Regions from separate parts of the Homo sapiens genome. Here region 1 is linked to region 2. A link is a loop called in an ENCODE intact Hi-C map of the cell type or tissue named here. Cell type or tissue: sigmoid colon. All regions are shown on one strand. Links, peaks and the distances in the headings refer to the core of each region. The heading gives the core; the rest is flanking DNA. Region 1 has its middle 110 kb from the start of VASH1. Region 2 has its middle 23 kb from the start of ESRRB.

Region 1 (2,911 bases), core at 164-2,663, 290 kb after region 2:
ACTAATCATTTTCTAACTAATATCAGACTTTACTGTGCATACAAATTACCTCGAGATCTTGTTAAAATGCACAGTGTTACAATTCAGAAGGTCTAGGATGAGGTTCTGCCTTAGTCAGTTTGGGCTACTATAACAGATACCACAGACTGTGTGGCTGAAACAACACTTATTTCTAATGGTTCTGGAAGCTGGGAAGTCCAAGATCAAGGTGCTAGCAGATTCCATATCTGGAGAGGGCCTGCTTCCTGGCTTATAGGCAGCCACCCTCTTGCTGTATCCTCATGTGGCAGAGAACAGAGATCATCTCTCTCATGTCTCCTCTTATAAGGGAACTAATCCCATTCTGAGGATCCCACCCTCATGACCTAATCACCTCCCAAAGACCCCAACTTCAAACACCATCATATTGGGGATTCAGGCTTCAACATAGAAATCCTGGCTGGAGGCGGGGCACAAACTTTCAGTCCACAGCAGACTCATTCTATAGCTCTAACCAGTTCTGGGGTGATGCCAGTTCTGCTGGTCTGTGGACCACACTTTGAATAGCAAGATTTTAGGTAATGCTTTTCTACAAAATAAATTATTGAACTAATGGGTAAGTTAATTTCATAACATCCATAATTATAATAAACTACATCTGTAAAGCCATCTCTAGTTTCACATGTATTCAACTTAAGCCTCATAATGGCCCTGTCTGTGAGTGAAAGCAAGCAGATTTTTTTTTTTTTTTTTTTTTTTTTTTTTGAGATGGAGTCTCATTCTGTCACCCAGGCTGGAATGCAGTGGCGTGATCTCGGTTCACTACTGCCTCCACCTCCCAGGTTCAAGCGATTCTCCTGCTTCTGAGTAGCTGGGACTACAGGTGCCTGCCACCACACCCGGCTAATTTTTGTGTTTTGGGGGTTTTTTGGGGTTTTTGTTTGAGATGGAGTCTCACTCTGTCACCAGGCTGGAGTGCAGTGGTGTGATCTTGGCTCATTGCAACCTCTGCCTCCCAGATTCAAGCGATTCTCCTGTCTCAGCCTCCTGAGTAGTTGGGACTACTGGTGTGCGCCACCATGCCCAGCTAATTTTTTTGTGTTTTTAGTAGAGACGAGGTTTCGCCATGTTGGCCAGGCTGGTCTCGAACTCCTGACCTCAAGTGATCCACCTGCCTTGGCCTCCCAAATTGCTGGGATTACAGGCGTGAGACACCGTGCCTAGCCGAAAGCAAGCATATATTCTTATCCCTACTTTGCAGATGATAAAAATAAAAGCTGAGAGAGCTTGAGACTCCCTGAGGGTCATCTTGTTCGGTAATGTCAAGGATTAGACTAGAAAACAAATCTTGTCTATGCTCTACCACTGCCTAATAACAGTCCCCAAGATTTCATCAGTGTTTGAATGCCCAGCAAGATTCTAAACATGGTGTGTGTGTGTCTCATTGGAAACCACCTCAAATCCAAATGCTGTGGTCACTTTCAACCTAGCCTCTCAGTAGCACCCTGCACTTTGGCTTTGGGATGGCCTCCTACATGGAGGAAACATTGCCACCTAGTGGACTTCCAGAGCATCAACTCTTAGGACGCTGAGTCTGGGTTACATCTTGGGTTACATCTTTCTAACTTTGGCCTTCATAGCTCTGGTTCTTCCAGTCAACACAAATGCTAGACTCTACATAAGAGATGCAGATGTAGCACTGTCATGGCCTTTGCTTCTAGGAGCTCTTGAGGTAGGTGCAGAGACAAGATTTTTTTACACGAAATAATTAGTTCCTTGTTCAAATTTCGTGATCAGAGGACATGGTTAAGTTCTAACCTTTAGTAGTTGTGTGATCTTGGGCAAGGCGCGTGACCTCTTTCATCCTCCATTTCTTCATCTACAAAGAGAAGATACAATAGTCTTGCCTCACTGGGTCATTGGGATGAAGACGAGAGATTCGTATTAAAAACCAGCAGGGCCTGGGAATGGAGATGTTACGGGGAATGGAGGTTATGATTTCTAGATGGCACCAAGATTTTGAGCCTGGTTGACAGGAACAATGATGATTCCATGGGGAGAGATAAGGTGGACAGCTATTTGAGGTAAAAGATGGCAAGTTTAGATTTACCTATGAGTCTAAAATGTCACTGGGACAGATGTGGGACAATATCCAAAGCAGTTGGAAGGGGCTGTGGAATGAAGACCCAGGTTTGGAAAGGCAGGAGAGTACAGTGGTCAGGTGCATGGGTGTGGGGCCCAACAGCGCGGGTTTCACTCTCAACTTCACTGCTTCCCAGCTGTGTGACCTCCAGCAAGTTGTTTAACCTCTCTGTGTCTTGGACTGGTCACCTATAAAATGCAAATAACAGGGCCGGGTGTGGTGGCTCATGCCTGTAACCCCAGCACTTTGGGAGGCTGAGGTGGGTAGATCACTTGAGGTCAGGAGTTCGAGACCAGCCTGGCCAACATGGTGAAACCCCGTCTCTACTAAAAATACAAAAATTAGCTAGTTATGGAGGCACACACCTAAAGCCCCAGCTACTCAGCAGGCTAAGGCTGGAGAATCACTTGAATCCAGGAGACGGAGGTTGCAGGGAGCGGAGATCATGCCATTGCACTCCAGGCTGAGTGACAGAAAGACTCTGTCTCAAAAAAAAAAAAAAGCAAATAACAATGGTTGCTGTGAGAATGACATGAGTTAGCATAGCTACATTAATATCTATTAGGTACTTTCTGTAACTTTTGCCTGAGTCAGGCTTGAGTGCACAGGTTGGAGGGGAGGGGGTCAAGTGTATGAGTTGATTATGAACTGTTTATATATTCACTGGAATATAGGCTCCAGGAGGGCAGGAGCTTCTATGGTTTATTTCTATCTCCTGGTGCAGCACAGATGCTTAATAAGTAGTCATTGAATAAATGAGTGAATGAATGAATGAATTAATTGACACAG
Region 2 (2,911 bases), core at 323-2,822:
ATGGTGGTTGCTGGCAGTCACTGGTGTTCCTGGCTTGGAGCTGCAGCACTTCAGTCTCCTCTGTTGTAACATGTCTGTGTCATCCCCATGTCTTCTCCTCTTCTTATAGGGCCACTGGTTGCATTGGGTTAGGGCTTGCCCTGCTCCAGTATGGCCTCATCTTAACTTGACATCTGCAATGACCATATTTCTAAATAAGGTCACATTCTCAGGTACTGGGGGTGAGGACTTCAGCATATCTTTTCGAGGGATGCAATTCAACCCATAACAGCCATCAGTATACCACCTTCTGGGTGAAGGTGAAGGAATATTATCTCATGTATGCCACCATATGCAAAAAGCTTGTTTTCCTTTCTGTTCAGAGCATATGACCTCTTCTCACCTCTTCTCATAAACCAACAAGAAACAAGGACTGGGTGAATGTCAGTGGGGGACTCTCTATAGCTGATGAAGAGTATAAACTTCACTGGGTGCAGTGGTTCATGCCTGTAGTCACAGCTACTTGGGTGGCTGAGGCGGGAGGATCACTGGGGCCCAGGAGTTCAAGGCTGCAGGGAACTATGATGGCACTACTGCACTCGAGCCTGGGAGACAGAGTGAGACCCAGTCTCTTAAAAAAAAAAAAAAAAAAAAAAAGCAAACTCCAAGAAAGCAAGTGAACAGGTTTTTAAGTGTCCTGTTCGCTGTTGAGTCAGTGCCTGGCACAGAGTAGATTTGTTGAATGAATGGATAAGTGAATATGGTGGTTGGAGCTCCACAGGCTGGAGTGAACTGTGTGACTCAGGAAAACCACTTACCCTCCTTTACCCGCCTGACTTTTTTCGTGTGTAAAATGAGAATCAGAACAAGTACACGTAATTTACACATCATTGGGAGCATTGCATAAGAACCTATGTAAATGCCTTAACTCAGTTCCCAGCATGCAGTAAGTGTTCAGTACATGTTAATTAAATCAGAACCTGTTGGCGGCCACTGAGCAGTCTTTGAGGTTTGGGGCAGCTGCAGTAGTGATGCCAGCCTAGCAAGCGGGAACGTATCTACTCAACTCTTCTGCAGGAAAGGGTTGAGCTACCTTAACCAGGGAGCTGCTAGTGAGAAAGTGATCAAGCCTCAAGCGGACCTGGGAGACTAGATTACTAGAGAAGTATTATTACAGGGCACCGGTTGGGGGCACAGGCCCTGGAGCCAGACCCTGGGCCTTCAAATCCCAGGTTTAGCCCCAGCCAGGTGTGGGACCTCTGGCGCAGGGAAGCTCAAGTTTCTCTGACTATAAAGTGGAGACAATAATAACATCTGGCTTTCTGGTGAGGATTGGATAACAGTGCCTGGCACATGGTGAGTATTGTGTAAGTTTGATATTACTAGTGTAACTTTTCTATGTCCTCGGCCCCGGTTGCTCTGAGCTAGCTGATTGGAAAGCCCTAACCCTCGAACTCCGGGCTTTCTGGGAACGCGGGCTCTCTCCCCTCTTTCCCTCCGCCCCCACGCGCACACAGGCGAGCACCGTCCGCCCTTCCTAGTTCCCACCGCGCGCCCCTCGCTGAGCGCTCCGCACACTCTGAGATCCAGCGCGCCCTCTGGTGGCACACGGCCCCGAATCGCCGCGCTCCTGCGGGCCGCGCGCAGGGTCGCCGGGTAGGCACAGGCACGTCCCGTGGCCACGGACCTTTGCCCTCTGAGGCACCCTAGACCTTGGCTTTCTCTCTCTCCATTGCTCTTGTGAGAAAAGCTGCCTCGCTCTGCGGCCTCTCTCACGAGCGTGCCATTGTCCCGGAGAGTCCGGGAGTTGAAACAGCCCCTGGATAGAGCTGGGGAGAGGGCAGCACCCCCTTATCTTGGTGAGGTTTCAGGGCTTGCCCTCCTGGTTCTAACCTCAAAGGAGGGAGTTTAGCTAGGAGACAGCTGTTTTTACAGTCCCCAACCCCACCACTTTTTTCTCTGATGTGCTGTTGAAACCGATGGGCAGCTGAAAGGCCCTCATCTCTGCAAATCCGCCTGACTTAAGGTTCACCCTGTATGTCTTGGGTTCGCCAGCCATTACCATCCCCTAAGACTCGGGGATTACAGTTCCCGCCCTGCCTGCCTCTGTGTGGGTTTATTTAGGCCTTCCAGCCCCATCACTTCATCATCATCATCATTTATGAACCGCTAAGCATGTGCCAGGCACTGTTCTAAGTGCTTTGTGCATATAACTCATTTTATCTGGACAAGAGAAGAAACTATAAGTACAGGAGAGCCTATGAGGAAACTGAGGCACAGAGCGATTAGTGACTTGTCCAAGATCACAGATTGTAAGGGCTGGGTGTGGTGGCTCATGCCTGTAATCCCAGCACTTCAGGAGGCCAAGGCAGGAGGATCGCTTGAGCCCAGGGGTTTGAGACCAGCCTGGGCAACATAGTGAGACGCTATGTCTCACTATGTTAGTTACAAAAAAATTAAAAATTATCCAGATGTGGTGGTGTGTACTTGTGGTCCAGCTACTCAGGAGGCTGAACCCGGAGGATCACGAGCCCAGGAAGCTGAGGCTGCAGTCAGCTATGGTGGAGCCATGGAACTCCAGCCTGGGCAACAGAGCGAGACCCTGTCTCAAAATAAAAATAAAGAAAAGAAAAGAAAACTAAAAGGTCACACATTGCAGGGGTTTGAACCCTAGCAGCCTGACTCCAAGCCTATGTCAGCCCCGCTGGGTCCTGCTGCCTCCCTGCTGAGCTTTGTGTGGCTGGTCCTGCTCCCTTGCTTTGCATCCACATACCCTGACCTCTCCATCTGGAATGCCCTTCCTCACCCCCGGGAAATCTGCTTGGCCAACTCCTCTGTGAGCCCTTCCTTGGCCCCCAGGGTCCTCTACCCGCCCCCCCCCCCACCCACACTTCCACCCTCACCTCTCCATGTGCCTGTCATTAGTGTTACT

What was found. Hi-C counts contacts between places; a loop is a spot of excess contacts. Peaks named below come from ENCODE experiments on the same cell type or tissue, not always from the same donor. Only the 100,000 strongest peaks of a DNase experiment are listed, where the experiment ranks them.
Region 1: a loop joins it to region 2, with 7 times the contacts of the local background. A loop is called at or near these places in 4 of 110 quality-filtered maps.

Annotation. Positions count from the first base shown.
Region 1 is chr14:76,646,360-76,649,270 of GRCh38, forward strand. No RefSeq gene overlaps it. Among named protein-coding and RNA genes, the nearest start is that of VASH1, 110 kb to the right of the region's middle. RefSeq lists an enhancer at 1,367-1,661. In sigmoid colon, for the core only: a CTCF peak has its summit at 1,548 (motif pointing left); no DNase peak of the experiment used is centred there.
Region 2 is chr14:76,351,374-76,354,284 of GRCh38, forward strand. It overlaps a transcript of ESRRB not described here. Among named protein-coding and RNA genes, the nearest start is that of ESRRB, 23 kb to the right of the region's middle. RefSeq lists an enhancer at 1,674-1,863. In sigmoid colon, for the core only: a CTCF peak has its summit at 1,604 (motif pointing left); no DNase peak of the experiment used is centred there; H3K4me3 peaks cover 595 bases.